Linked DNA regions of Mus musculus: all the other regions are linked to region 6. A link is a loop called in an ENCODE intact Hi-C map of the cell type or tissue named here. Cell type or tissue: left cerebral cortex. All regions are shown on one strand. Region 1 holds the start of Ncapd2 (non-SMC condensin I complex, subunit D2). Region 2 holds the start of Iffo1 (intermediate filament family orphan 1). Region 3 holds the start of Gapdh (glyceraldehyde-3-phosphate dehydrogenase). Region 4 overlaps Vamp1 (vesicle-associated membrane protein 1). Region 5 overlaps Ing4 (inhibitor of growth family, member 4). Region 6 overlaps 4930417O13Rik (RIKEN cDNA 4930417O13 gene).

What was found. Hi-C counts contacts between places; a loop is a spot of excess contacts. Peaks named below come from ENCODE experiments on the same cell type or tissue, not always from the same donor. Only the 100,000 strongest peaks of a DNase experiment are listed, where the experiment ranks them.
Region 1: it touches region 6 in a loop (5-fold over the local background); 2 of 42 quality-filtered maps call a loop at or near these places.
Region 2: a loop joins it to region 6, with 4 times the contacts of the local background. A loop is called at or near these places in 21 of 42 quality-filtered maps.
Region 3: a loop joins it to region 6, with 8 times the contacts of the local background. A loop is called at or near these places in 25 of 42 quality-filtered maps.
Region 4: a loop joins it to region 6, with 7 times the contacts of the local background. A loop is called at or near these places in 33 of 42 quality-filtered maps.
Region 5: a loop joins it to region 6, with 5 times the contacts of the local background. A loop is called at or near these places in 8 of 42 quality-filtered maps.

What each region holds. Positions count from the first base shown.
Region 1 is chr6:125,189,472-125,194,471 of GRCm38, forward strand. It overlaps Ncapd2 (non-SMC condensin I complex, subunit D2), which reads right to left and starts at 2,115. Exons shown (of 32, transcript NM_146171.1): 1 at 2,027-2,115; 2 at 292-437. The coding sequence starts at 418. It overlaps Mrpl51 (mitochondrial ribosomal protein L51), which reads left to right and starts at 2,729. Exons shown (of 3, transcript NM_025595.3): 1 at 2,729-2,962; 2 at 3,045-3,155; 3 at 3,752-4,921. The coding sequence starts at 2,884. The coding sequence ends at 3,948. In left cerebral cortex, CTCF peaks have their summits at 2,194 and 4,697 (motif pointing left); DNase peaks (open chromatin) are centred at 2,264 and 2,672; H3K4me3 peaks cover 2,345 bases; H3K27ac peaks cover 1,850 bases.
Region 2 is chr6:125,143,365-125,148,364 of GRCm38, forward strand. Nop2 (NOP2 nucleolar protein) reads left to right here. Exons shown (of 16, transcript NM_138747.2): 16 at 637-1,389. The coding sequence ends at 1,277. It overlaps Iffo1 (intermediate filament family orphan 1), which reads left to right and starts at 1,860. Exons shown (of 9, transcript NM_001302779.1): 1 at 1,860-2,665. The coding sequence starts at 1,893. In left cerebral cortex, CTCF peaks have their summits at 1,880, 2,080 and 3,348; DNase peaks (open chromatin) are centred at 1,838, 2,451, 2,952, 3,596 and 1 more place; H3K4me3 peaks cover 3,525 bases; H3K27ac peaks cover 3,757 bases.
Region 3 is chr6:125,162,488-125,167,487 of GRCm38, forward strand. Gapdh (glyceraldehyde-3-phosphate dehydrogenase) reads right to left here and starts at 3,286. Exons shown (of 7, transcript NM_008084.3): 1 at 3,065-3,286; 2 at 2,784-2,824; 3 at 652-949; 4 at 356-553; 5 at 1-221. The coding sequence starts at 2,806. In left cerebral cortex, no CTCF peak of the experiment used is centred here; DNase peaks (open chromatin) are centred at 1,418, 2,446, 3,194, 3,659 and 2 more places; H3K4me3 peaks cover 4,251 bases; H3K27ac peaks cover 4,024 bases.
Region 4 is chr6:125,217,070-125,222,069 of GRCm38, forward strand. Vamp1 (vesicle-associated membrane protein 1) reads left to right here. Exons shown (of 5, transcript NM_009496.3): 2 at 1,505-1,631; 3 at 1,842-2,000; 4 at 2,517-2,568; 5 at 2,981-5,000. The coding sequence ends at 2,997. Among named protein-coding and RNA genes, the nearest start is that of Vamp1, 4.0 kb to the left of the region's middle. In left cerebral cortex, a CTCF peak has its summit at 2,134; DNase peaks (open chromatin) are centred at 1,016 and 2,121; H3K4me3 peaks cover 560 bases.
Region 5 is chr6:125,044,339-125,049,338 of GRCm38, forward strand. Ing4 (inhibitor of growth family, member 4) reads left to right here. Exons shown (of 8, transcript NM_133345.2): 3 at 2,566-2,732; 4 at 2,873-2,987; 5 at 3,144-3,249; 6 at 3,455-3,602; 7 at 3,838-3,899; 8 at 4,030-4,926. The coding sequence ends at 4,069. All of the region lies in intron 1 of 4930557K07Rik (RIKEN cDNA 4930557K07 gene), which reads right to left. Among named protein-coding and RNA genes, the nearest start is that of 4930557K07Rik, 3.0 kb to the right of the region's middle. In left cerebral cortex, a CTCF peak has its summit at 2,530 (motif pointing right); a DNase peak (open chromatin) is centred at 2,540.
Region 6 is chr6:125,269,379-125,274,378 of GRCm38, forward strand. It overlaps 4930417O13Rik (RIKEN cDNA 4930417O13 gene), which reads left to right. Exons shown (of 4, transcript NR_015527.1): 3 at 945-1,035; 4 at 4,070-4,399. Among named protein-coding and RNA genes, the nearest start is that of 4930417O13Rik, 6.4 kb to the left of the region's middle. In left cerebral cortex, a CTCF peak has its summit at 2,422 (motif pointing left); a DNase peak (open chromatin) is centred at 2,366; H3K4me3 peaks cover 301 bases; H3K27ac peaks cover 426 bases.

The DNA of each region.
Region 1 (5,000 bases), 80 kb before region 6:
GATTTCTGAGTTCGAGGCCAGCCTGGTCTACAGAGTGAGTTCCAGGCCAGCCAGGGCTACACAGAGAAACCCTGTCTCGAAAAAAAAACAAAAACCACCTTTTTCTCAAAAATGGCCCAGGACATTTTATGCCATGAATTCCATGTGGTGATACAAATAAACCAACCAACCAACCAACTATGGGACAACAAACAACTAAAGGCAGGGACTAGGAAAGACCTCCCTGGCCCAGATGGAGTGTCCCGGGGCTGTAGAACAGAAAGGATAACATCATTGCATGGAGTCTCTCACCTCTAAGCTGGGATGAGAGGTGCTTGACGGGCAGCACCTCCCGGACAACGTACTGATTCACACCTCCACTTTTCAGCAGCTCCTCTGGAGATAAGGGCAAGTGGAATTCAAAGTTGTGGGGAGACATCTTTCTCCCCCTGGTTCACCTAGAAACCAAACAGCAAAAAAAAAAAAGGCATGGTGTAAATCTACCAGTGTGTCATCTTTTGATTATGTGACAAGAACATTTCTACTGAGTCTACCCCAGGTTCAGTTCAATATAAATAAAATATATATTTTTTCAAATGTTTTTCAGTCTTATAACAGCTATATGAATCGTCTTATAAAATATAAGATCAGAGCCGCACAAAGTAACACATGCTTATATCTATGTCCCAAGTCCACGGGAATCAGTAGGATGGAGTTCAAGGCTAGTCTCGGCTACGTGGTGTGGGCTGCAAGAGATCTTGTCATAAAACACCCTCCCCTGCAAACCCTCACCCTCAATATAAAAGCAACTCTAGAGGAGAATAATTTTTTCCTTTAAGTTTTATTGCATTCTGATGAGAAAAGATACATAATTTCAATTTACCTGAATTTGTTACATATTTTGAGTAAATAGACTTACATCACATTCTTCTTTCCCTTTTGTACCCCAACTCCTCCCAGAGAGTCCCCCCTTTCAAAACCTGCAATACCTTTTGTTTTTTATCATATTCTTTAAAATTTATAAAATAAGCTGGGCGTGGTAGCACACGCCTTTAATCCCAGCACTCGGGAGGCAGAGGCAGTTCCAGGACAGCCAGGGCTATACAGAGAAACCCTAACTCAAAAAAAAACAAAACAAACAAACAAAAATATATATACATATAATATTGTAACAATAACAATGAGTATTATAAAAGTTGTGTGATATAACACAACAATCAATTGAACAGTCTTATGCAGATGTTTGTCTACAGCAATACTGAAAATACATATGTTTTTCTCGGTATAAATTTTAAATAACTCCAAATATATTAACTGTATGATATTTTAAAATAATATATCACTATTAGTTTTTTAAAAATCAACACAAATAGATCAAGTGAGCATAATTCTTATTATTCTGACACTAAGTCATTGAGTCTCATGGTCTCTGTAAAATGGTGTTGCTCTGGGGATCAAAAGAATCAAGGGATAAAAACTAGTCAATAGCCAGGGGTGGTGGAACATGTGTATAAAGGCAACATTAGAAGGCTGAGGCAGGAGGACTGCTGAGTTTGATGTCAGCCAGGACTGCAGTGAGGCTGCAAGGAGTACATCTCAACAACAACAACAACAACAACAACAACAACACAACAACACAAGACAATACTAATGAACTATTAAGTGACAATCAGTGTATACATACAGACTTATTGCTTCCATTTTAAAGTGAAAAAAATCCTTAAGAAATATTTTACTGAGCATTGGGGTTCCAGCCCAATCAATGGAATGGAAGGACATTAACTTCTACTTATCCTGTGCCTGATTTCAGTCTCATGGGGTGCAGAACGAAACAACCAAATTTACACATTGGGTAGTAAGGCTATGCGATTTTGCCCACACCACACATTCAGATTCTGATCTGTCAGACACACAGCCATACTGGATCTCAAGGGCATCCCTACCAGACCGTCGCTCCCGACCGCACTCCGGCAAAGGCTGCGTCACGTCCTGGACCTGCTTTTTCTCAACCTTTCCCTTCCCAACCTTTCGCACTGCCACATCTCACCTGGACCCCGCGACACCCCTCACCCGCCGCTTCTTCAACCGGAGAGCCCCCTGCTGAAAAGGAAGGAAGAAAACAATAGGGCAGGATACGCGCCAAACAACGAGATGGTTTTCAAGCTAGCGGAGGAACCGGCCAATCCGCGGCAGGCTGAGACGGAGACCCGCCTCAGCGCCAGGCGTCGCGCTCGCGGAGCCCGCAATTCCCTGTTCAAACCTCAACGGCTGCCAGGAGGCCAATCGCGACAGAGGCTGGAGAAGCCAACCAATCACAGCCCCGGGGGCGGGGCAAGCGGGCGAGGGGCGTGGCCCCGAGTCTGCGCTTTCCCGGCATCTCTACCGTAGTCGGCTAAGCATGGTCACCCGTTGTCTCTCCGCGGGCCGCCTAAAGCAGTCCAGCTTTTAACCATGTGGCGCCCGGCCCTGTACACTCCGGGAATATACTGCCCCAGCAAAACTCAGCTTGCCGTAGCGCCAGGCTCCCGTCCTCCACTTCCCTCACAGTTGAGGACGCGCAAGGGACAGGAGAGAGCTTATTTTAACGGAATTTCGGTTTGGGGGCGTCCTTTCCTGCGACAACAAACACCGCAGCGGTTCCATTCTTCCAGGGGCTAAACCGGAAGTATTTGACTGGACGCGCCTCACAGGCCGGAACTTGGAGGGCGGGGCTTGTGGCTGTGCGAGCCACCTTGGGATGACTCCCTAAGCTACCTGGGTAAGGCCCAAAATGGCTCCTCTTACTGTCACTACCGTGTGAGTCCCGCCTGGGACTGTAATCTGTGTCTTGGCTTTGGAATTCACACCCGCTCCCCATTTTTCCGGCTGGTTTGCTGCCCCTACTGAGGCGGACAGGCTAGAGTAATGGCAGGGAGTGTCCCTTGGGCGGCAAGTAGGAGACTGTGGGGCTGGGTGCCCTCGGCATGCCGAAGCTTCTCTCTGGGTAAGTGGCTTAAGTGTAGTAGGACGGCCGGCTAACGGCTTGTCACTGGGCAGTGCTGATTCATGCTTCTGTCCTTCCCTAGGCGTCCCACGGTTGGCCTTCGTAAGGCTCACTCTTCCACCTCCCAAAGTGGTTGATCGCTGGAACGAGAAGAGGGCTCTGTTTGGCGTCTACGACAACATTGGAATCCTGGGTAGGACGCGATTCCTGGTTTCTGAAGGATTAGTATGCTCTCTTGACTCTTTCGGTTTTATTTGTGGAGAGAATAGTAATGTGCCCGGGGCAAGCCTGGGGGCACAAACCTGTTACACGGGAGATGAAGCCAGGCAAGACCAGTCTGAGATGCGGAGAATAGTGAGGAGTGCGGGACTCAGTCTCACTAACACAGTAGTGGGCAGGTCTGAGGGCCAAAGCGAGTAAATGGGAGTGTCAGTATTTGAACCCAGACATTTCTGGCTGCAAAGTCTTTACTCCTTTCTTTCTTTCTTCTTTTTTAAATAAGATTTTTGTGTTTTCTGAATGTGTACCGTGTACTGCTCAAGCAATGCCTGCAGGTTCAGGGTGACTTCCTAGAACTTCCCTTTCAGGCAGTCGTGAACCTTCAGTTGAGAGTGCTGGGGAATCCTTTGGAAGAGCAAGTGTTACAAAGACTCTGTCCCTTGTACTAGACTGGTGTGTGCCTTGTCTGTCAGTAGTTCTGATCAGGGAGATGAAACTGTGTTGAAGGCCTAGTTGGGCTAGGCTGACTTCTCTTCTCTTGAAACTAGTATATATTCTGTCACGTTACAGGGAATTTCGAGAAGCACCCAAAAGAACTGATCAAGGGCCCAGTATGGCTTCGAGGCTGGAGAGGAAATGAATTGCAGCGTTGTGTCCGAAAGAAGAAATTTGTGGGAAACAGGATGTTCATTGAGGACCTGCATAACCTTAACAAACGGATCAGCTATCTCTACAAACACTTTAACCGACATGGGAAGTACAGATAGGACGGGAAATGTGTCACCCTGGAGAAGGGGAACAGGACTTATCCCAGCAAGGAGAGAGCTTTGTGTGCTCGATGTAATAAAAAAATGGGGCTCCTTTGGAATCTGATATGCCCAGTGCTACATTTACTCATGCACTCTGACGTCTGCCTCGTTCCTAAGTCACATGATCTTTTGTTACTATTACTTACAGCCCAGTTATGCTTGTGGCCTTTATAACAATCATTTATTGCTGGCACTTTCTGACACTGGCACCTCGTGTAAGTTTTTAAAGAATTTATTTTTATTTATTTTATCTTATTTTTTTGTAATCTTGGAGCTGAAACCCAGGGACTTGCTCATTCTAGGGAACTCTGCCACTAGCCGCCCAGGCCCTTGGAAGTGTAGCTGCTATTTCTAAAGACTCTGCCACCCCAAAATGAACTAGGAAAGTGAAATTACACTTTGTACTGCTCTTATCAGTTATAAGTTAGGGAACTTGTCTGAGTACCACAGCATTTCCCATCCTCTTGAATAGGGCAGTTTTGTGGAGGCTGACCTTGAGTCATGCCCAGTTTTATGAAGTGTTAAAGATCACACCCAGTATTACCCCTGTGTGTGCTACCCTGTTTGCTTTTTTTTTTTTTTTAGGGGAAAAAAATGTCATTTAAGAAAGATATTTTAGGGCTGGTGAGATGGCACTGACTGCTCTTCTGAAGGTCCTGAGTTCAAATCCCAGCAGCCACATGGTGGCTCACAACCACCCATAATGAGATCTGACGCCCTCTTCTGGTGCATCTGAAGTCAGTCACAGTGTACTTATTTTTAATAATAAAAAAGTCTTTGATCATTGGACCAGAGCAAGTGGAGTTGACCAGAGAGAGCAAGGTCAACTGAGGCAGCAGAGGTCCTAAATTCAATTCCCAACAACCACATGAAGCCTCACAACCATCTGTACAGCTACAGTGTACTCACATACATTAAATAAATCTTTTTTTAAAAAGAAAGATATTTTAATACAGGTTTGAGCATCAGGGCTATGAGAGAGGTGTTCAGAGGTAAAACACTTGAGAGCA
Region 2 (5,000 bases), 130 kb before region 6:
ATCCCTTAAAACGTGTGGGGCAAATAGTTTCAGTAAAAACCATGAACTAGTGTGAGTAGTCAGTTTTTGGGCACTATCCTAAGGTGTGGGCCTTCGTTATTGTTTCTTTGGATTTTGGTGGGTTTTTTTTTGTTTTTTTGCCAGGTTTTTTATTATTATTATTATTATTATATGTAAATACACTGTAGCTGTCTTCAGACACTCCAGAAGAGGGAGTCAAATCTCATTACAGATGGTTGTGAGCCACCATGTGGTTGCTGGGATTTGAACTTCGGACCTTCAGAAGAGCAGTCAGGTACTCTTACCCACTGAGCCATCTCACCAGCCTGGATTTTGGTGTTTGAAGACCGGGTTTTTCTATGTAGTCCTGGCTCTCCTGGGACTGGCTCTGTTGACAAGGCTGGCCTGGAACTCGGATCCATCTGGCCCTACCTCCTAATTGCTGGGATTAAAGGCTGTGCCACCACCACTGCCTGGCAACTGCCTTGGTTTTTGTTTGTTTGTTTTTTGAGACAGGGTTTCTCTGTATAGCCCTGGCTGTCCCGGACCTCACTTTGTAGACCAGGCTGGCCTCACTCAGAAATCTGCCTGCCTTGTTTCTTAATGATCAAGCCATCTGTTTAATTTTTACCTCAGGAAACTCGGCAGCAGCTACCCCTACAGAGCCTGACCTGAAGGATCAGGTCACCCCAAAGTCTGAGAACGGTAGTCAGCCCACCAAGAAAGCCCGTGGGGCTGTGAAGGCAAAGCAGCAGTTGCTGAGACAGCCACATTCCAAGAAGCCCTTCCAGAAGTTGAACGGCATCGCCAAAGGGCCAGGCTTGTCCACTGAACCTTCTGTCCCAGATGCCCAAGTGTCTACCAGGCCCAGTCAGTCTGCTGGGAATGCTGACGTGAACAGCAAACGAAAGAGGTCTGAGAAGCTGAAGCAGCGGGGACCTAAGTGGAAGCCCTCTAAGGAGGCTGCTGTCCCAAAGCCGAGCGCCCCTTCCAGGGTTGAGGACTCGAGAACACCTCCTGTGCCGACTCCCTCTGAAATCCGTGCTGCCCCAAGGCCTAAGGACTGTGCTCCATCCCTTGGGGAAGCCAAAAAGAAACAGAAAGGAAAGCAGCAGTTAGCACAGCAGCCTGCTAATGGAGCTGCTCCCCTGAAAGAAGATGCTGTTTCCAAGGGACCCTCAGCCCCCTTTGTGTCTCCCCACAGTTCCACCAGGCCCCCACCAGCAAAAAGGAGGAAATCAATGACAAAGGGCAACAGCCAGCCTCTGTTGTCTTAAATGGACTTGGAAACTTGACATTGTCTCTGGGTTGGAACTTTTAGATCCTGATGCAAGGCTGGCCTCCCCCTGTGCATACATATGAAATTTAATATACATATTACCACTCCTAGTTGCTGTTGTGTTTTTTGAGGGGACTGGGTACTGGCGGTTTGTAGGAAAGTGGGCCTGGGTTTCTCTGGGGAGAGACAGTTGTGCACTATTCAAATGACTATTCAAATGGTAAATTTCTCCCTCCATTTCTTAGTCTTCATGGGAAAAAGTAAAGGAGTCCGACCCAGGGTACCAGGTAGAAGAGAGGGCAGTAGGGAAGACTGTCTCTAAAGAGCCAGAGGTCCTGTGCCTACAGTCAGAATCTTAGGCTGTGGCTCCCCGGGAAGGGCTAGTCTGGCTCCTGCCGGGGTTGACCCCACTCATGGGGCCTCAGACCCGGGAAAGGTTCAGCGCTGATGCCCTAATGAGGGCCTTTCATTGGCCCCCTCTGCTCCCTCCCTTATGACCTTTGCCCTCCTGCCGGGCTATCTGATTGGTCACTCGTATCCCACAAGCATCTCATTGGCTCTTCTCCTCACCCTCTGCTGCACTGGTCTCCTTCTCCCGGCAGAAGGCGCAGCCATGAATCCGTTATTTGGTCCCAACCTCTTCCTCCTACAGCAGGAGCAGCAAGGCTTGGCCGGGCCGCTGGGGGACCCTCTGGGAGGTGACCACTTTGCCGGGGGAGGGGACTTAGCCTCGGCTCCGCTTGCCTCGGCCGGCCCCTCTGCCTATTCGCCTCCGGGGCCTGGTCCGGCGCCCCCCGCAGCCATGGCTCTCCGCAACGACCTAGGCTCCAACATCAACGTACTGAAGACCCTGAACCTCCGGTTTCGCTGCTTCCTAGCCAAGGTGCACGAGCTAGAGCGCCGAAATCGGCTGCTGGAGAAACAGCTGCAGCAGGCTCTAGAGGAGGGTAAGCAGGGCAGGCGGGGCCTGGCCCGCCGTGACCAGGCGGTACAGACCGGCTTCATCAGCCCGATCCGGCCCCTGGGGCTGCCCCTGAGCTCCCGGCCGGCCGCCGTGTGCCCCCCATCAGCGCGGGTGCTGGGCTCGCCCTCCCGCTCGCCAGCTGGACCCTTAGCATCCTCTGCCGCCTGCCACACATCATCCTCCACTTCCACATCCACTGCCTTCTCCTCGTCGACCCGCTTCATGCCTGGCACCATCTGGTCCTTCTCTCACGCCCGCCGGCTTGGACCAGGACTGGAACCCACGCTGGTGCAAGGGCCTGGCCTGTCGTGGGTACACCCTGACGGGGTGGGCGTCCAGATCGACACCATCACCCCTGAGATCCGTGCCCTGTACAACGTGCTGGCCAAAGTGAAGCGGGAGCGGGACGAGTACAAGCGAAGGTAGGGACAGGGTTCAAGACATGCCCCACACAGACACGACAGGGGCAGGGAGTTAGTTAGTGAGGGTTCCTAGAACGGAGAAGTGGGGGGCGGGGGGTGGGGGGCGGAGGGCAAGAATCGTGTTAACAAGAGTTGAACTTCCTGTGATGATGAAAAGTGAGGAGCAGGGAAAGATTTGGTTGCAGGGACCCCAGAATCCACAGACAGTTCTCAAGTCAGACTGGTGGCTCGAAGCCTTCTAGAACACTGGGAACTGATGCTTTCTTCTGGCATGTCTCCCTGTCTTATGCAGGCTGCAGTGTCTGCGTGACTCTGCTAACTGTGGGGTGTTGTGTGGTATGAAAGGGAGACATCCGAGAGAGCTCTGCATCTGTGGGTCTTGGTTGTCGGGCCAGCTTCAGACCTTGGGGGCAATTTCAGGACATAAACTCCACATATGGGGTGAAGGATGCGGCTTTAATTCTGGAGGCAAATTAAGTGAAGTTGGAAGGAGGTAGTGAAGGGCGACTGTGCCTGCCCAGGGCCTCCTCTAAGGCATGTCCCCAGAAGCCAGGTCTCACCCTGGTTCCATACAAGAGGCTCAAGGACTCCGGAAGCTAAAGATATTGCTTGGAACAGTCAAAACACACAGGAAAAGAGAGAAAGGGTATGGGGTCTCCTAGGACAAGGAGAAGGGATGGCTGTCATAAAGCTGGTGGGGGCGCTCTATCAGAAGAATCTCCAACCAGAACCAAGTAAAAAAAAAAAGTTGGGACATGGGCACGCCCTACAGAGATACAGATCGGCTATCTCAGGACCAGCACTGTGTGTTCTGAGGGTGAAGGTTTGGCTTTCTGAGAGGAACCCTGTCCCCAGCAGGTTAACATAAGAGTTAAGAGGAAGGGATGTCACATTGGAGTGCTGGCTGTTTACCAGGAGGACTCCCTGGATGGCTGGTAACCAGGCAACAGGACAGGGCCACAGGCAGAGAGAGTTTTCTCAAGGCTGACCAGGCCCTGGTTGAGGAGGAAGTTGGTGGCGGTCAGAGGGGAAGCCCAGATTTGGAGGCTCCAGTGTCTTACCTAATGTGACCCTTTGGGGGATAGCCTGGTCTGTGTGTGCAGGCCAAGGTGGCAGGGATCGCTATCTGGTTATAGCCGTGTGTGAGGACTATTTGGAGGCCCTGGAAACACTTTGTAGGCTCTGGGTGACCTTCAAGGGTTGGTGATCTCTTAGCATCCCCCAGATCGCATGCATCAGCAGGCTTCCTGAAGTTCAATCCTCACCCTGGCTTCCATGACTGTGGCCCATGTCTTTGGGTTTTTAGTTATCCCAGCCTCTAGGCACCGCCCAGGGCCTGCCCGCACCTGCCTTCTCCCCTGAAGGGCTTAACAGCCAGTGGAGCATGGACAGTTCTGGAGTTCTGCTCTAGTCCTAGGAACAGCTGCTCCTCTCCAAGCCATCTTTTAAAACAGAGACTGTTTGTCCTTGGTGCAGCTGTCTTGGGCAGCAAAGAGTTATCCTTGGGGACTGGTTAGCTCATCACTGCAGCACAGGGTCGTGCAGAGGGCCCGCGGCTAGGATTGCATGGTACACGACACTCGCCCTTCCACCCCAGTGCCCCCTCCCTCCTTCTGAGCTCCTCACACCGTGCCCCCACACCCCACTCCGTTAGCCTGGATGGCATGCAGAGCTTGATTATTAAACTGGGCGGGATGGAGGCCCCGCCACCCCCTAGCTCCTGTCTTTAGCTCCTTTGCCTGGGTGATATTTTTCTTGGGGCTCAGTTTTTCCAGTAATAAGGATGCTCCTTGCTCTTTCCCTTCAACTCAAATATAGGATTTATTTGCAGGCGAAGCCTTTGGTAAATGTAGTAATTATGAAATTTGCCCAGATTCTACCCAAGTTATGGGAACCTTGCAAAAAAAACAAACAAACTGAGATTTGAATGCAGGCCACACTGCACCCATCGGTACCTGGCTGGAGACCACTGCGGGCATCTAGATAATTCAGATTTCTTTCCCTGTATGAGCCATCTCATTAAGCATCATCTTGCCTTAAACTTGCTCGTGTTTCACTGGGATTTATCAAGTTCATCCCTGACGCGTCTTGGCCAGGGTCGTAACCTCTTGTCTATCCTATGGGCTTTTCCTCTAGAGACTCACAGACTCTAGGCACACAGGATGCCACATCCCATACTTGTAGAGGAAGAAACCAGAGCCTAGCAAAGACAAAGGTCTCATGTAAGAAAACGTGTAACGTGAGGTTATCAGACTCTGTCACTGCTGGAACAGAGGGAGAAGCAGGCGAGGGGGAGTGCAGGGCTGGCAGGAAACAGGATAAGAGGGTGTGAGGG
Region 3 (5,000 bases), 110 kb before region 6:
AGGCGGCACGTCAGATCCACGACGGACACATTGGGGGTAGGAACACGGAAGGCCATGCCAGTGAGCTTCCCGTTCAGCTCTGGGATGACCTTGCCCACAGCCTTGGCAGCACCAGTGGATGCAGGGATGATGTTCTGGGCAGCCCCACGGCCATCACGCCACAGCTTTCCAGAGGGGCCATCCACAGTCTTCTGGGTGGCAGTGATGGCATGGACTGTGGTCTAGAAAACACGGGGGCAATGAGTGAGGTCCTGCACGGCACCCCTCTACCCAAAAGGGACACCTACAAAGAAGGGTCCACTCATGGCAGGGTAAGATAAGAAATGCATGAGCTGTCTCCCCACTGCCTACATACCATGAGCCCTTCCACAATGCCAAAGTTGTCATGGATGACCTTGGCCAGGGGGGCTAAGCAGTTGGTGGTGCAGGATGCATTGCTGACAATCTTGAGTGAGTTGTCATATTTCTCGTGGTTCACACCCATCACAAACATGGGGGCATCGGCAGAAGGGGCGGAGATGATGACCCTTTTGGCTCCACCCTTCAAGTGGGCCTGTTTAAGGGAAAGAAGTTGATTTCAGACTCAGTTCTTGGTTTTCAGGTTGCACCATATCAAGGGTGCCCGTCACCTTCAGCTTTCCGGCCACTTACCCCGGCCTTCTCCATGGTGGTGAAGACACCAGTAGACTCCACGACATACTCAGCACCGGCCTCACCCCATTTGATGTTAGTGGGGTCTCGCTCCTGGAAGATGGTGATGGGCTTCCCGTTGATGACAAGCTTCCCATTCTCGGCCTTGACTGTGCCGTTGAATTTGCCGTGAGTGGAGTCATACTGGAACATGTAGACCATGTAGTTGAGGTCAATGAAGGGGTCGTTGATGGCAACAATCTCCACTTTGCCACTGCAAATGGCAGCCCTGGTGACCAGGCGCCCAATACGGCCAAATCTGAAAGACAAGAAACAGGGGAGCTGAGATCAGAACTCCTCATGGGTCTGTAGTGAGCCCCAGGCTATCTCATGTTCTTCAGAGTGGAATACTGTTGCACCATAGGTGTGGAGAACCTGCAGCCATCAGCTATGCACGTACCACAACAAAGGTACAAGCCTTTATGCAGACACAGTACATTAGAAATGTATGCATCAGGAAGTTCATGTTTTGTTCAGAATTCCCTTTAATAAAGCTAGTTGAATGCTTGGATGTACAACCCAAATATAGACTGTTCCCACCCTAGAAAGTCCAAAGAGATCTAATTTTATATTCTTTGAGCAGCCGAGGCCTGGCAGGGCTTTTATAGCACGGTTATAAAGTGGAGGTTTCTTTCCTGTCCAAGAGGTGATTGCTTGCCCAGCAAACCTCCTCCAAGTCATTCTAAGTCTCTTAAGAAGTGGCAGTTTGCCCCAGTCTGGGTACAAGCTTGGCACATCACCCCCATCACTCATGCCCTGGGAAGTTTGTTCCAGCATGGCTGGACTTCAGGCTACACCCCCTGGACAGGGCAGACCTGTGAACTCATTCATCAGCAAGCTCAAAGGGCAAGGCTAAAGGTCAGCGTGAGCAGCACAGGGCGGGCCCACCTGTGTCCTCCAAGTCCCTCGAACTAAGGGGAAAGACTGAGAAAACATGTGGGGGGTTTCCAACCCTAATCCCAGGGCTCGTTCGCGAAACACCTGTTCTTCTCGGGCAAAAATGAGAGCCGGAGCAACAGATGTGTGTAGGGGGAGCAGGGTGGAGAGCCCGCTCAGACCCCAGATCCAGAAAGGTCACACGGCTAAATTTAACCTCAGATCAGGGCGGAGTGGAGAGATCTGGTTTCTGGAGGATGGAACGGGGAGAAGGGCAGGATTCTGAGGCGCAGGGACACCCAATCCTCTTAATGACCTTTACATCCTGGCCTATAGGGCCTGGGTCAGTGCGAGGCTGTGATGGGAAGTGCAGGGGATGGAAGGGGCTGCTACTACAGGAGCCATTTTGTGGTGGAAAATTTCTTTTCAGAACCACCATGACTCAGCTCCCCATCCCACGGCTCTGCACTACGCCATAACTACCTCTGGGGTTGGGAGGTCAAGCGGACCTCTGTAAGTCCGCTTTGATTTTCAGAGAATAATCTAGAATACGCATTATGCCCGAGGACAATAAGGCTCAAGGGCTTTTAAGGCTAATAAGGTGAGACAGATTGTGAGGTAGAACTCTCTCGAGAGCACGGAAGCCTTGCATCACCTGGCCTACAGGATAAAGGACACTCCACCCAGCCGAGAGGAATGAGGTTAGTCACAAGCTAGGAAGAAGGAAGGCCTAAGCAAGATTTCATAACGGCGGTTCATTCATTTCCTTCCCGTTTGCAACATGGCGGCGGCCAGTTACCCTAAAGGAAGCCCAAGCCTGGGAGATGATGCGCAAAGGTATGCACCTCACAACGCCATGCCACCGACCCCGAGGAAGGGGGAGATGGGGGAGGGGCTTCCCTCCTGGCACGTGACTCCTCAGGGCGCGAAAGTAAAGAAAGAAGCCCCGGACTGGGGATTACGGGATGGGTCTGAACGGGCGCGTGGGGTTGTTCCTAATACTTAAGACTCCGGGCCGCTCATCCCCGCAAAGGCGGAGTTACCAGAGGTGCAGCAGCTGGGGGCCGCAAGTGCGAGCCATCGCCAGGTCCGAGCGCTGACCTTGAGGTCTCCTTGGGCGCTTCGGCCACCTCATCCACCTCCCCACAGTACTGCAGAGCCCCCGGGTCAGCAAGACCTGCGTAGGCAACGGAGCAGGGCCCCGCCCTGGAACTCACCCGTTCACACCGACCTTCACCATTTTGTCTACGGGACGAGGCTGCAGGAGAAGAAAATGAGATTAGCGTGGCCCGAAGGACACCAGGCAGTCCCCTCCCCCACCCCGCCTCCATTCCCGCCGTGCGCCCCATCACGTCCTCCATCATCCCCCCCCTGCAATGCGGAGCCTGGGTCCGGCTTGCACACTTCGCACCAGCATCCCTAGACCCGTACAGTGCCCACTCCCCTTCCCAGTTTCCGACTGTCCCCGGCCTCCTGCGGCCCACTCCGCGATTTTCACCTGGCACTGCACAAGAAGATGCGGCCGTCTCTGGAACAGGGAGGAGCAGAGAGCACCAGGGAGGGCTGCAGTCCGTATTTATAGGAACCCGGATGGTGGGGGGGAGCTGATGACGCGCGCCCCGCCTCCCGCCCTGCTTATCCAGTCCTAGCTCAAGGGCGCAGAGGCCTGAGCTACGTGCACCCGTAAAGCCGCGAGTAGCTGGGCCTCTCTCATTTCCCCTCCTCCCTCTCTTTGGACCCGCCTCATTTTTGAAATGTGCACGCACCAAGCGTGTGGGCTCCGAACTGATAGGGGGAGGGGAGCTGAGATTGCCCCGCTCAGGAGGTGACCGGGTGATGGTTCCCAGGATAGGACTCAGGGAATACAGACTATGAACTTAAGGACGAGGAGTCCTTGGAGTGTGCACCAAGGACATCCAGGACCCAGAGACCTGAATGCTGCTTCCCGAGTAAAATGGGAGAACAGGGGAAATGGAGAAGTGTGGGTCTCCCTGCCACTGCATCATCGAACCTCTCCCCATTATTGAAAAGGCTGCGGAAAAGTTGAGGATCTTCTCCTCGTTGTTCTTCGGTAGTGACACAGCAACCCCCCCCCCCGAAAAAAAAAAGAGTGGAAGAAAATGCCAGGGTGGGGGCACTTTTCCTCCCGCGGGAGCCCTCAGGAGCCCCATTTCCCTATCTGCCCCCCCCCCCCTCCTGGCTTCTGTCTTTGGCCAGAGGCCTGGCTTGTGTACCGCGCTGTGAGGGCAAGGGGGTGGCCAGGAAGACGCTTGAAAAGGAGATTGCTACGCCATAGGTCAGGATGCCCTGCAGCCTGGAAACCTGATAATTGAGACTTACAAACACTCTCCTGAGTTTACCTGATGAACCTAAGCTGGGACCCCGGGGTAAGGGCAGCATCCCTCTTAAGGGTTGAATTGGAGGAGGCTCAGAGGCCTCCTATAGTATCCCTCCTCGGAACCTGAGAGCTGCCCCGCCCAGGCTAGGAGACACTGCCCCTTTCACCCACTGTAGCCCCAGGGTGGAGAGTTGGGACGTGAGGGCGGAAGTCCCTCCCCATCCAGGGACGTGCTGACTGGCCCTGGAGCCAGGGACTCTCCTTTTTTGGCTGCCCTCGTGGACACAGGGTGAGATCAGTGAGGGGAGAACACAGGAGAGGAAATATTATACCCCTGAGCCAGGACAGGGAAGCCCCTAGCCTCTTGCCACAAGTGGAAGGGAGAAAAGGCATTCTTTGGTTTTATTTTGTCTTTTCGAGACCGGGATTCTTCACTCCGAAGGGTAGGGAGGCTGGGAAGGGTGGAAGGGCTTGGGAGCACTGTAGCAGGTGCAGGGCAGGGGGACTCTGGCGCCTCTTTGCTAGGCCAGTGCAACATGAAACCAGCCCCCTGCTCATCTAGCTCAAGAGCCTATTGCTAAGTTTAGCTGGCCTGGTGATAACCTTTGCTTAAAAGGCAGGGAGCACGCTGGGCTGCACCCCAAATCTAGTCTTGGCTCCTTGCCCTTCCAGATTGCCCTACCTCCTTGGGGCCCCAGAGCCAAGGCTGTGTTAGACTGACAGCTGTGTGGCCCGTGCCCAGGCTTCCCATGAGCGGGGAGCAGGCCAGATGAACAGGGTGGGAAGGGTGGGAGTGGCCCCAGCGCAGTGGTGGGGAGGAGAGGCATGGCAGATTCAGAGTCCCTTTTCTGCCTTCCTACCGAGGCTCTATGCACAGCGTTAACCCTTTTCCTACCCAAAGAGCCCTTCCATAGCCCAGCCCTAACCTAGTGTTTCAGAGGTGCACCTTCCCTTTTGCCTCACGCCTGTCATCTATCATTACTGTCCCCTCACCAAGAGGTAGGGAGCACTTCAGCAGCACTGTGCTGTTGTCATGGCAGCAGAAACAGCAGTTGTGCCTCCTGCTCCAAGTGACTCAGCAGATTAAGGGCTTGGG
Region 4 (5,000 bases), 52 kb before region 6:
ATCTTGTCATTGGTGCCACCATCCTGGACACCTTCCAACACTAGCTGCTACCAACTCATTGAAATCCCTCCCTCTGGTCTAGAACTAGATTGCTTAGCTAGCTCAGTAGCAGTGCAGATCCTGTGGCTCCCATGGCTTTGCAGATTCCTCTATGTTTAGGAAGGAAATGGGAAAGCGGCCCTTTAAGTGGAAGAAGCTGGTGTAATCTGCTAATAGAGTCTTTCTGAGGGGCTTCTACATCTTGATCTTAGCCAAAAGGCCGAGAAGCGGTTGGGGTTATTACATCGTGTCTAGAACATTTCCCTTAGTTATGGAAAAAGAGATTCTGCATCTTGGTTCTGTTGTAATTAATCAAGGAATTTACTTTTTTTTTAGCAACTTTCTGGTGGCTTAACCTTTACTGTACTTATTCTTGGACTTTTCTAGCAAAGATTTTTTTTTTTTTTAGCACTTAAGAAATTTCTATTCCCCATCAAATTTTAGCTTTCTCTCTTTACCTTGCTTCTGTGGGTTTAACTCTGGGAACTCGTTAGCTGGTGACTGTCAGAGAGGAGTTCATCTTCAGGCCCCACCGTTGCTTTAACCCCAGCAGATGGGGAGGCAGAGGCAGATAGATCTGTATTTCAGGCTAGCCTGGTCTACATAGAGAGTTCCAGGACACCCAGGGCTTCGTGAGACCTCATCTCAAAACAAAACACCCGAAACACAAACCAAACCAAACCAAACCCACTCTGGATTATTCCCTTCTAAGGCCGTGGGAACGCTTTGCCCTCAGCGGTGCTGGTGGAGAGACTTGAACTCACAGCAGTGTAGTTCAAGCTTCCTTATCTGACACGGGACTGGGTAACTATCCTGAGACATCGCCCAGTCTGAAGATGAATGGACAGAGTGTCTGCTGTGTGTACACTGAGGACTGTTTCTAGCATTTTTATTTCTGGTCTGTGCTTTTCGGAACGACTAGTATAATTGTTTTAGGTCTCAGATTCATTTTAAATGAAACTCCTGGCTTCTCTGCCAAGAACAGAACAACCGGCTTGGATTCACTCCACCTATACAGACTTTGCTTTTGGTGATTCTCCAAACTGTCTTTGCAGCAGCCGTGATGTTCCAACTACAGTGTGAAGCCCAACCGGGAACCAGACCCTGCCCCAAGCAGGACCGTCGACTTGCCCCTTTCATATTCACACTTCAGATTCACGTGGCCTTACGATTTAATGTTTTCTACAAATTTCTCTTCCCCTGGATTGGGTTGTCCCATCTTATTTCATGTGAGGAGCTTGTAGTGGCCAGGCAAATTCCATCTAGGTCAAGGCTGGCATATTTGTCCCTATGGCCATTGTGCCAGAGGATGTGTCTGAGTTTGCCTCTCAGTACTTGGGGGTGGCTGAGGAGCTAAAATGCCTTCCGTTTTCAATCAGCATTTGCTTTGGTGGTGTGAGGTGAGGATGCATAGGATTCTTTTCTTGTCTCAGTTACGTTGTGTACTGTTTGCCTCTCTCCACAGGTCTGCTCCAGCTCAACCGCCTGCTGAAGGGACAGAAGGAGCTGCCCCTGGTGGGGGTCCTCCTGGTCCTCCTCCCAACATGACCAGTAACAGGCGGTTACAGCAGACCCAGGCACAAGTGGAGGAGGTAGGCGCCTGGCACCCTCCGTGAGAGTGTCTAAGTCAAGGATCGGTTTACCCATCTTCCTCTTTTTTATAGGGGAGAGGCTCAGGGGGTGGGGTGGGGCAAAGCGTGCCATGGATCCAAAGGCCTTGGCTTGTGATCTCCCAGGCATTATTCATTTTCTCGGTCTCTAGGGGGGAAATCTCAGCGTCTTTATTTCTGCAATCTCCTTAGGTGGTGGACATCATGCGTGTGAATGTGGACAAGGTCTTGGAGAGGGACCAGAAGTTGTCAGAGCTGGATGACCGGGCTGACGCCTTGCAGGCCGGAGCATCACAATTTGAGAGCAGTGCTGCCAAGCTAAAAAGGAAGTACTGGTGGAAAAACTGCAAGGTGAGATTCCCTGCCCCCTCCAGCTTTTCCTGCCTCGCTCCCCTCTCAGGAGGCAAGAGAGCCATTAACTTCTCATTTTCTTTCCTCTGAAATCTGGAAGCCTCCTTGATATGTAGTACCTGTGTTGGCCACCAGGGTAGGCTAGAGTAACAGAACCACTAAGAAAGCCCTAGGTAGAGGAACTCAGAATTTAGACTAGTGAGGTAGCTCTTTCTCATTTAGTATCTTCTGCAGAAAGTCTCACCTGGCTCTTTCCTCAGACACCCAGCAGCCATACACTGGCTCAGTATATGTATTTAAACATCCACAACTTCTGTAGCCTGAGCAGGTACTTCACAAAGTTTGCCCATCCATTGGAATTCCAAGAGAAAAAAACAAACAGGCAACAGGAAGTAAACAACATGAGGCTGCAGGTCCTATGCTCCTGAGGTTGTGACCGTACAAGAGGCAGAGGCCTGTGGGTGGTCCCATCTCTGAGTGCAAGGGCTCATGCTCTGTCCCCATCTGTCTCCTCAGATGATGATCATGCTGGGAGCTATCTGTGCCATCATCGTGGTAGTGATTGTAAGTAAGTATCGCTGAGGTCGCTGATGGGGTGAAGAGGTGGGAAGGTCCTGGAGACTTCTCCCAGCCCTGCCTGCCTGCCTGCCTGCCTGCCTGGGGAGTGGGGCCGCTCTGCAGAGGTATGGAGACGGCTACTGGGGGATCGTCGTCTGGTTTGGGAGGGAGGAAGGGCAAAAACAAGGACATTCCTTGATGGACAAGCCGCCCCCCTGCAAAGGATTGTGGGAGATTGCCCCTTCTGCTGAGGAGGTGGGTTGAGCTGTTTGCCACTAGCTTGGGTCCAAGGGAGACCTTGGGGCTGGGGTGCCTGTTACTGAGAGACCTGAATGTCTGGTGATGTGCTGTAACTTGCCCTCTTGTTCTCTCCTGTCTCTTTTTTCCTTCTCCGTCTGGGACTTGCTGGTTCCTGTGTCCAGTCTACTTTTTTACTTGAGAATGTGCCATCCCTTCCCTGTTCTCCATTGCCACCCAAGCTCATGTCTCTTCCCCTCTGTTTGCTTTCTCAACAAACTCCTCCATCCTCCGTTCTCCATCCTGGCCCAGGCTTCTCCATGACCCTTCCTTTACTGTTGCGTTCATTTGCACCCTTCCTCAAAACTAGAAATGCTGCTCGTGGTCCAGTCCTGAAGTCACTACCCGAAGACAACGGCTGGCACCTCCTCCTTACCCATTTATCGTGTGCCTGGAGCTTAAAAGAGTTGTGGCCAAAGGGAAGGAGGGGGCCGGGAATGGCAGAGGTGAAGTGTCTGAGAAGTTAGCATAGCTGAGGGGAGGAGAAGGGTATTTGTGTCCATGGTGTCTCCAAGAAAGGCTGGCCTTTGGCAGGAGGGGAGCAAGAATAGTTGGGAAGTAGTAGCTTGCTGCCAGTGCATGTGTATATGCACATGTATATGTACATGCACATGTATATGTATATATTAGTTGGGAACTGTTGTCCTTATTTGAAACTTTTCTCCCATACCAGGCCTGCCTTTGGTCCCAGAGGTCTGTTTAAAGACCAACTTCAAATCCCTTTTAGAAAAAGTCAGACTTGTATTTTGTAGCTACTCTTTACATGTCAGTACAGGATTTTCTGTGTCTGTGGGGAACTTTACAGCCTTTCGCTCGCTTTGTTCTCTGTAGGCCTAGGAAAGGCGTACTTTCTGGTTGTAAAAACACCAGGACACTCTTACCTTCTCCTAGAAGCCATCCCACATGCTTCTCTTCATGTCACCTGAAGCATTTGATGTTATTCATGAAGGCACCAAATAATTTCAGGGAATCAGGGGCTTGGAAAATAACAAGCTTTCAGGAGTGTGCTTCTTGCCATCTCACTAATGAAAGGCCTGTCCCTCCCTTGTTGTTGATCACGAGAAATGAGAGCTGCATGGCAAGACTCCCAGGCTGCCACAGAACACTTTCCTCCACACTACCCTGTATGTAACACGGGGGGAGGCAGGAGGGCCTTTCCAGAGTTAGAGAAGTCCACTGATCCCGCAGCTCAGTTTTGGATAGGAGGGTCCAGGCTGTGTTGGTGTGCCGTTGCGCTGCTGTGCGGCATGGGCCTCGCATCCGCAGCTGCCTGCCACTCTTCCGTTAGTTCTCCCTGCAGCCGCTGTGCCCATCCATTCTGCATTGCCTCCTGTCTTTCACTCCCTTTGCATGCTGTGTTTGTTGGAGCCGAGGATAGGAGCTGCACAGTCTGTCTCGGGGGCTTCTTCTAGTGTCATGATAGGATCCCGCATGGGACAAAGCCAGGTGCCCGGCGGGTGGAGGGCAGGGTGGGAAGAGGAGGGCAATGTTCTCAGACCTCTATTCCTTCTGTGCTCTGGTCCACAAACTGGAGGAGGCAGGGCCGTGCTAGGCCGGGGGTCCACTTCCCACGCAGCAGCCTTTCGTTCTGCAGAGCCATCGATCCTTCCTTTCCCTTGGCCCATTTTCCACCTTCCCTTCGTGCTGCCTCAGGGCAGGGCTGAAGAGCTGGAAGAAAGCAGTCAGTGTAGCCTCCCAATGTCCCCCGAAGGTCTCCACTCTGCTCTGGGCTTCCCTTTGCCTAGTGCAGGGAGCCATCTCTGGAGAAGAAGCAACACTGTCCTTGGTGTGTCCCAAGCCTGGAGCGTATGTTCCCTGTTGGCCCACCCAGCCCCAGCACGGGAATTATTTCCTGGGTTTCTGTCCATCTAAGGCTTAGGTGTAGTTGGCATTCGTTCTTCTGGGGGTGTTAGTCCTTCTACTTTCTATCTCACCTCACCCTGAACCCCCTTCTGTGTCTCTGCAGTCTTCTCTCCCTCCCACCACCCATGTGCATGAGCAAATATGCAGCTAACCCTGGGACTTTGCAGTCAGTTGAAGCCAAGCTTCCCACATCTCCTCTTTGTTTGCCATGGGATGATGTGGGGCTTCCATCGTGTCTGTCATTACCTCTGTCTCTTTCCTAACCCAGTCTCACAGTTTATG
Region 5 (5,000 bases), 230 kb before region 6:
TCCACCTTGACTTTCATGGACTCCTTAAAAGAAGATAATGGCCATCCTTTTCTACTTTTCCATATCAAATGAAGGATTGAGATAATACCTCAAGAATTCAGTGATGCTGAGCTGGCGAAACAGTTCAGTGGGTAAAGGTGTTTGCTACCAGGCCTGATGCCCTGAGTTTGATCCCCAGGACCCACACAGTAGAAGGAGAGAACCTCCCAGAAGTTGGTCCTGTGACCACAACCTGTGGGCCATTGTACACGTTCATCCACACACATACAAACTATGCACAAAATAAACAAGGTTCAGGGGTGTTACAGTTTTTGTACCTCTTTCCTCAAGACTAGAAGATACGAAGCCTAGACGTTGCTCCTGGTTTTGTTTTTTGCTTTTGCGTGAACGCAAGGTATGCCTCATTGCAGTGTTTGCTATCACCAAATCCACAGCACTTGAGGCTACATACGCCTGCATGGATGGCTGCTGGCAACTTTGCCAAGAAGCTATTACAAAGAAAGGGCAGGGCATGGTAGCATAGGCAGGTAGATCTTGGTGAGTTCGAGGCCAGCCTGTTGTACATATTGAGTTTCAGGCCAGCAAGGGCTATATGGTGGGACCCTGTTGGGGGGAAAAAAATCTGAGGTCATCCTTGTACATCTGGCACATACCCAGAGTTTGAGGTCTGCCTTGGCTACATGAGACCTTTTCCCCAAAAAACTAAAGAAATAAAAGTAACCAATAACAACAAAAGGGAAAGGAATAAAACAAAATGCATCAGGTAACATCAGAAGTGCTCTACTGTATTCCTCAACTCATAGACACATTGGATGTCATAACTCATAGGCGGTTAGAATCAGCTGGATTTTTCAGTCCTTGTACTCGGGGCTGAGTTGGCTCTCCTGAGGTGCCTGCCCTCTGGCGCCTGAGGAGCGCTTCACTGCAGAGCTCAGGCTGCTCTGCTCCGGAGGTAAGGTTCATTTTGAAGGTGTCCTCATACCCACTGAAGGATAGATATGTCTTATGTTCCATCCTAGGTAGCCATGTTCAAAGACCTAGCAAGCTAGGCTGTGAAGCCATGTCTTTTTTTTTTTTTTTTTTTTTTTTTAAAGATTTATTTATTTATTGGATGTAAGTACACTGTAGCTGTCTTCAGACACACCAGAAGAGGGCGTCAGATCTCGTTACAGATGGTTGTGAGCCACCATGTGGTTGCTGGGATTTGAACTCCGGACCTTTGGAAGAGCAGTCGGGTGCTCTTACCCACTGAGCCATCTCACCAGTCCATGAAGCCATGTCTTAAGTTGCTCTGGCTAAGTGTCTTCATGGGTATCACCTAACACTCTGGACATCTGCCTCTGACAGCTGTCTGCGAGACAGTTAGAATCGGCTGGATTTCTTTTCAATGTTGTTCTAACTCTTGATTCTGTGTATAGAGACCAGCTGGAAATTACAGAATTGTATATTTTTCTCACTTCTAAAGGCCTGGAATGCAGTGAGGTATGGGCATAGCATGTTCCCACTGCCTGGTGCTGCACTGGGTTAGTCTTTCATCTCCTTCCATTGTCATTTTTATGAGCCCTACATAATGCTAGGGGGTAGAGATCTTCTAGTCAGTATTCCGGGTCTTCACCAGCCCTCTACTATTAAGGTGTTTTGAGCGATATCTAAGATGAACAAACAAACAAAAAAAATGACAAGAATGGTAAGCAAGTTACAAGTGATGAGCAAGCTGGATGTGGTGGCACACACATGGAATCTCAGCTTTCAGGGGGCTGAGGCAGGAGGATTAGCTTCTGTTTGAGGTCAGCCTGGACTATATAGTAAGTTCTAAGACATCTTGAGCTACAGAGACTTGGTACTCGGAAAATGGAAAGAGAAAAGTAGGGTGGATGGGAAGGATGCAGACACCGCTTTCCTTGAAGTAATTAAGACGTAATGTTAAAATGTCAGACCCCGCACTCTGGCTGCGTAGGCGGGAGCATCCTAAGTTCAAGGCCAACCTGGGCAAGACTCAAAGAGAGAGAGAGACCTGGAGCCAGAGCACCAGTGAGTGACAGCCTGGTTTGCAGGAGGCAGGGCAGGGCCGTTTGGAGATGCTGCTCAGAAAGAAGATGGTCTTTGGAACCCCACTCACGAGGCAAGCAGCAAGCAAGCCCTGCAAAGAAGCATCCTGAAATGTCATCAGGAATGTACTTCAGGACAACCTGCTTTGCAGAGAACCCCACAATGACTCTGTAGTAGTCTCAACTCCCAACTCGGCAGCCATGTTTTCTGTACCCTGAAGGGACTTTAAGACAGTCTCAGCCAGGCCCACGCTTATGATCCCAGTGTTAGGAAATCTAAGACAGGAGGATATTCCAAGTTCAAGACCAGGCTAAGCTACATACTGACACTGTCTCAAAACAAACCAAAAAAAAAGCCCAAATGAGTATTTGCATTTCCTGAATACAAGGCATAGTTCAGTACAGTTCACTTGGAAGGTTTTGATGGCCAATGGAAAAGGTCCAAGGAACAAGAGGAAGAAGTATGTTTCATCTAGCCACCAGGGGCCGCTGTGACCCAGGCCTGTCTCTGTTGTAGACCTGAAGGCTGAAATTGACAAGTTGGCCACTGAATATATGAGTAGCGCCCGCAGCCTGAGCTCCGAGGAGAAGCTGGCCCTTCTCAGACAGATCCAGGAGGCCTATGGCAAGTGCAAGGAATTTGGTGACGACAAGGTGCAGCTGGCCATGCAGACCTATGAGATGGTATGGCCCTGTTCATGGTTTCCCACCTAGCTCTCAGCTAATTCTCAGGGTCTTAGACCCCCTCCTTCAGCTGTGTTGGGTCTTAGCTGTTTTCCTTGATCGGAGCCAGGCTTGGACCTCTTCCCTTCCTTCCCTCACAGGTAGACAAACACATTCGGCGGCTGGACACAGACCTGGCCCGTTTTGAGGCTGATCTGAAGGAGAAACAGATCGAGTCCAGTGACTATGACAGCTCTTCTAGCAAAGGCAAAAAGAGTGAGGAGGGGCGGGGCTGTGAGATGCGGGCAAGGAGTCAGAGGGAGAAGAGGCCAACTCCAGCTAGGAGGGAGCGGCACTGCCTGGACCAGGAGCAAAGAGAACTTAACCCATCTTTTTGTCTCTGCCTCCCGGCTTACCCTTTCTTCCTAGAAGGCCGGACCCAAAAGGAGAAAAAAGCTGCCAGAGCCCGTTCCAAAGGGAAAAACTCAGATGAAGAAGCCCCCAAGGCTGCCCAGAAGAAGTTAAAACTTGTGCGCACGTGAGTATACCAGAGGACGCCCGCCTCCCAGCCAGCCTCGTGCCACTTTCCCTGTCTTCTGTGCCAGTAACTCTGTCACTGTGGTGTCTGCTGGACGGAGAGGAAGCCACACATCACTTGCCTCACCACGATCTTCTACCACCTCAGAGCGCAGGTTGTAGCTTCCCTTCCTGCGGATGACATTTGTCTTCCTCTTGGCATACAGAAGTCCTGAGTATGGGATGCCCTCAGTGACCTTTGGCAGTGTCCACCCCTCTGATGTGTTGGATATGCCTGTGGATCCCAACGAACCCACATATTGCCTTTGTCACCAGGTCTCCTATGGAGAGATGATTGGCTGTGACAACCCGGATGTGAGAACCGTTTCCTCGGGGTTGGGGGAGGAGCTCTGAGGGGCATGAGTAAGAGGAGGAGGTGACTCGGGTGAAGAGAAGGATGCAGAATGGGATGGTGGTTGGACTGGGTTGCTGAGACTTGAAGTTTCTAAACTGGAGTAGAGGGCCCCTACCTCTCAGGAGCCGCTGGTGGCCCTCCCTCCACCCTGCTCCAGTCCCTCCCTGATGTCTGTGATCCATCTGCCTTCTCCAGTGTTCCATCGAGTGGTTCCACTTCGCCTGTGTGGGGCTGACAACCAAACCTCGAGGGAAATGGTGAGTGACAGCTGAAGTGTGGCAGGAGCTGGCAGGCCGTCCCATGTCCCAACGCCCAGTGTGAGAGAGCACACAGGCTTCTCTCACTTTCAGCTCACCTCACTCTTCTCTCCTTCATGTTGGGTTTTAGGTTTTGCCCACGCTGCTCCCAAGAACGGAAGAAGAAATAGGTTTCCCTGGATTCCATTACAGACTTCTGCATCCCCCTGACCTGGGCTAGTGGACAGAGTGGAAGGCCTGTGCTGGGGACGGGGGGCCCAGGGAGATGTGGACAGTGCGGTACCGTCATCCCTCTCCCTCCTCCCCACTCGGTGCTGAGGCTGCATCCAAACCCCAGTAGGGAGGGTGCTGCAGCCAGTGACGGTATGTGCTCTCCTCCCGCCTCTCCCAGAGGGAAGTAATCTCACTCACTGTCCTTTTGCCTCCTTGGTGAGGTTGGTGCTGTATTTCAGAGGGAGGGTCCTCTTCATTCCCCTTGCTTTGACTTAAGGACTGGGGCAGTGGAGTGGGGCACTTTCCCAGTCCCCTCACTCCTCCTTCCCCCATTGGGAGCTAGGCAGGACAGACTGCCTTCTCTGCACTCTTCCTGTTCTCCATGGGGAGGGGTCTTCTAGGTCATTTGGGCAGTGGCCTAGTTAAGTGGTTACTCCAACCTCTATGGCCCGGGGATTTATGCTGACTCTGAATGGGAGAGGGGCAAGGTAGACCGCAGGTTACTCACATGTAAAAGGAGTTGGGGTAGGTAAATAAAAGCTATCCATGCTAGCCTGCTGTGTTTATTGTAGAGACTGTTTAAGTATATGTGGTAAGCATTCTTTTCGCATCCTCTGGATTGGATGAGAGGCAGGAAGATGGCTTGCCAGAAATAGGACAAGACATAAAACCCAAAATGGTCCTGTCCTGTGGTGTCCACAGCTTCTCCACCTGGAGGAGTGCCTTGCATCGGGGGACTCAGAATTTTGTAATTACGAATCTCCTCTCCGTGAAACACCTTTAACCCAATTCCAATAAATCATGTATTTGCTTTATATGTGTGTGCGGTGATAGTATTAGCTTGATTTCTTCTAAATACAAAATAGATACAAACAGGTATTTTCTCCC
Region 6 (5,000 bases):
GTCCTAAGATGTGGTTAATTTTGAAGAAACCTCTATTGGATGCTGAGAAAATAGTAAATTTTTTAGTGTTTATGTGATATGTTCTATAGATGTCTGTTAAGTCCATTTGAGTTATGGAGTTATTTAACTTCAGTATTTCTCTGTTTGGTTTTTGCCTTGAGCTAACAGGTCCTATGGTAGAAGTTGGTAATGTCATTCACTCTTACTATGTTAAGGTGAAATGTTATCTTGGCTATAGCATTGTTTCTTGTATTTAATTGGATGACGTTTTTGATGCATAATGTTTAAAATTTTAATATACTCTGGGTGTATTATTTTTTAATGACTAGGTAGGGTCCTTTCCTATCTTTTCTAATTAGTTGTGGCTCGATGTCTAATTAGTCAGATATTAAAATAGCTTGCTTCTTGCTTCCATTTGTGTGGAATATTTTTCCTACCTTTTATCCTATGTGAGGCATATTTCTTGGATGCAGCAGAAAGATGGACCCTGTGTTCCAATCCATGCATTAGTGTTTGTTTGTTTTAACTCTGTAATTTTAGATGCTGTGGAGGGTGCTGCTTACCGTCTTGCTCAGCATGGCTTGCTCAGTCTGCTTCCTTATAGAACCCAGGACCACCAGCCCAGGGATCCTGTTTTCCAATGGATTGTGTCAAGGTGACATAAAACTAGCCAGCACAATCGCCAATTGAAAGGATTATATCTTTAAAATTATACATTTTAAAAGTTCGACCAGGCAAATCTATAGCTCTCCAGGTCAAATACTTTCTAAAACCTTTGCAAAAACTTTAACAAACACACCTGTGGTTCCAGTGAACTCGGGTTGGAGTCTAGCACGAGTTGTTTCACTTCTGAAGTTTGTTTTAGATCTTATGTAATCTCCAAAGGGTCCCAGGAAGGATGGGACCTCTGCTTGGATCTGTGCTGAGTCTGAGGATCACTGCAGGTCAGGGGAGGAGAACTCCTCGCTGGGTGTGAAGCGGAGAAAATCAAGAACCGGTTGTAACTTGTTCCTCAGCAGCCCCAACTCTGATAAGGTAAGTTGTCTGTGGAGGACCCAGCCCTCTTTACCAGGGAACTACTCGCTCAGTGGCCCAGGAGCTTCTGAGGGAAGGAAATGTGACTGGGCCTGGAAGAGATACAGGTCTGGCTTGCTTGTGCTTGCTTCATGGTCAGCCAGTAAGAAGGAACCGGGCATCTGCTGTGCCACTCGCCTTCAGAGCAGCGTGGCCACTGGTTCCATCCTGTTTTCTACCTCCCAATAGTTCTGCACGTCTCTTGTGGCTAACCCTAACCCAGAATCATAAGAGGAGGAAATTCCAGGAAATATGGTCTTATCTTCATTGAGATGGTATGAAGCTAAGAGAGATCCAGTTTTTCCCAATGTTAAATAAAGAACCTGTGCCCACTAAGGACACTTTCACAGGATGATGGTAATCTACAGTTATCTCGGCAGGAAGCCTGGGTGCTCTCCTTGTCAGAGGTGTGAGCCCTCAATCCCAGGCTTGGGCTCATGTACGTGAGTGGCTTAGGGACTATGGCTGTGATAAAGCACCACAGCCAAACTCGATATGGGGAGGAAAGGGTTTATTTCAGCTTCTATCCTATAAATCCATCACAGAGGGAGGTCAAGGCAGGAATTCAAAGCAGGAACCTGGCGGCAGGAACTGAAGCAGAGACCATGCTCACTGACCAGTTCCTTATGGCCTGCTTATAGTGCTTTCCTATACAATTTAAGACCATGTGTGCTGGGATGGCCTAGCCTCAGGGAGCTGGGGTCCCCCACATCAGTCATTAATCAAGACAGTACTCCACAGACCAACTCCCCCCCCCCCCCTCAAGTAAAAGTCCCTCTTCCCATATATGCCTGGGCTTGTGTCTGCTTGATAAAACCCAACCGGCACAGTGAGTCTTGAAAATTTGGTACGTAGAACTCCTTAAGGCTTTAAACTACACTCAACAACATTTAATAGTTCTGAAGTCTAAGTCCGCACTCATGACGAGTTTAGATCTGTTGGCGTCTCTTAGGTACCTGCAAACTTCTGAAAGACCACTCCAAACGCTGAAATTACGCTAATGACTGAGCAGAAGGGGGGCTGGGGGAAGGGGACGGGACGGACAGAACTTGTGGGGAGTTCTAGACTAGCGCTGGGAATGGAGACTGAGTCTGTTTCACTCTCCCAGGGCCAACCAGGAGCTGACACATCCGGGGTGGAGATGCTCCCCAGGAAGGAGGGACGCCTGTGGTGACAAAGTCTGTTTAAGAGGAACAGGGGCCTCGTGGGTCAGTTGCATAACCTGGAGCTTCAAGCTCTGCCTCACTTGGCGCAGAGCCTCGGTTTACAGACACTGTTCTTCCACGTGATTTGAATGGAAGCAGGAGAGAGCATGTCCCTGGTGCCTGGGCTTCGGGTGCCCTCTTGTGGCGGAATATTGGTTTTGAGTTTTCAGTTTCTCCTTCCCTCTCTGGAATCTTACCGTCTTCAAGGTCATTGTTGTTAAAATGGAAAGGCAAAGGGCTTGGGGGTGTAACTCAATGGAAAAGAATGTGAGTCTCTGGGTTCAGTCCTCTGAACCAGGTCTCTCAGGGCTTAGCTTTGTCTGCAGGGTGGTCAAAGTCTGAGGGTGACATCCCTAACATGGAGGAGAGGCCACCGATGGGGGCAGAGCCCTTGGTCTAAAAGACACCTGTCTGTAATGCGCTCAGAAGAACTGACCAGGGCCCTACTCGATCTTCCTTCCGGTCTCTTCTAGCCTAGACTCTAGGCCCGTGGTTCTTAGGGTGGGTTTTTGTTGGGGGAAGGCAGAGGTCAGGGGTCCTTTTGAGCAGCTTAAGACTGATGTTGGGGTTTTGTTTAGAAAATTACACAACGGAACACTGCCGCTTAGGGTTTGGGGAAGCTAGTGGTCTCTGGGGACCAGAACCCATATGTTTTTTGGTTTCGTTTTTGTTTGTTTTGTTTTTCAAGTCAGGGTTCCTGATTGTCCTGGAACTCACTCTGTAGACCAGAGTCTGGTCTAGAACTCAGTGATCCGCCTGCCTCTGCCTCCTGAGTGCTGGATTAAAGGCATGAGACACTACCACCCGACTATAAACTCACAGTTTGACATCTCCCGTTCTAGGTCTCTGCTCCTGTCAGTTTCTCAGTGTCTGATGCTCTCTGAGGCAGATCAGACATGTTTCGCACTGGTTCCCTAGAGAGGGAGGAAGGACAGGTGTGTGTGTGTGTGTGTGTGTGTGTGTGTCTTTGTGTGTGTGTGTGTGTGTCTTCTTATGAGATAAGCAGTATCCCACAGAGATGTGTAAAGAGGGCCCTGTATTGAGAAAGTGAGGTCCCTTTTATGAAAATACCCGAGAAAGACAGAGACAAGTGCTTTATAATCTTAAGGTCGAGAATGTCTCCACGGTGCCGGGTCTGAGGGATCTGACTGAGATGAAAGTCCCCCCCCCACCCACCCCGCAACACAGAGCCTCTTAAACTCCATTTTAGATAGCTCTCAGATGGCTTGAAATGCCTGTGACAGTTTACAGAGGCAAAGCGAAGCATTTCACATATTCTCACCAGCCAGGTTGACTTGCTTCTAGCAGAAAACGTAAGCAACAGATTGATCTCTGTCCCTTTAACACACCTTGAAAGGGGTTTCCTGGGATGGAGAGTTGGCTCAGTGATTAAGAGCACTGGCTGCTCTTTCCAGAGGACTGGGGTTCAATTCCCAGTAACCACGTGGCAGCCCACCACTGTCTGTAACTCCAGGCATTTTCACCCCCCTTCCCCACTCCCCCGTTCCAGGCAATCTGATACCCACACACAGACAGACATGCAGACAAGATACCAATACACATAACACAAACATTTAAAAAAAATGACTAAAGGGATTTCCTTTTGGTCAAGTACTGTACTATTCAAGAACTCAATAAATGCTTACATAATAAATATCAAAAGGGAGATTTTTAGAGTTGGAGGCCCCTACTCTGTTACCTCTGTTTTAAGGAAAGCAACATAAGAGCCAGAGAGCTAAATAGCATTCATTGATTCATTGATTCATTGATTCATTCATTCACTCACTCAGGTTTAGTCATCGGTTCCTGTGTGTGAGGGGTTGGTGTTTGTATGTGGAAGCTGAGGAGGACTCGGACTGGAACTTTCTGTCTCTGCCTCTGAGCTCTGGGATCACAGCTGTCAACCACCACACTCGGTTTACCTCGTGAGCTCTAGAGAAGCACCCTGCCAACTATGGTGCATGCTACCCCTTGAAATTCTCTTTCCTGTTCTATTAAGTGACAGGTAGCTAGGATGGACGGATATGCTAAATTTATCCCTTTCTAGTAAAACATGATGTTTTATGGAAAAGTACAAAAATACAAGTATTAATGAATTAAAGACATCTTGTTATTTCCTTATATTACTTTTATATTCACTAACACAGAAAAATATCTATATATTTCTATATACTGTATAACAATACATAAATATGATATATTTGTATATTATTTTAATATATAAATACATTTTTATAAAAATTAAAAAAATAAATATAAATGCATTTTAAAAGATTTATTTAATGTTGCTAGGCATGGTGGCATATTTAAACCCTGCACTCAGGAAGCAAGAGGCAGGCAGATTTCTGAGTTTGAGGTCATCCTGGTCCACACAGTGAATTCTAGGACAGCCAGGGCTACCTGTCTCAGACAGACCTTGTCTCAAAAAGATATTACTTAATGTTTTGTATGTGTGTGTTAAATATTTTGATTACATATATGGATGTATGTGCCACCTGTGCCAGAGGAGGCTGAAAGAAGGCGTCAGGTCCCCTGGAACTGGGGCTATGGCTTCCTGAGAGCCACCACGTGGATGCTGAGAATTGGAGCTGGGTCCTCTGTAAGAGTAATAGTGCTCTCAACTGCTCAGCCATCTCTCCAGCTGGCTAAAATGTATTCATATTGGAGACTGGCCTAATTAAGATTGTTAGCTAAGTGAATGATGACAGCAACATCATAATT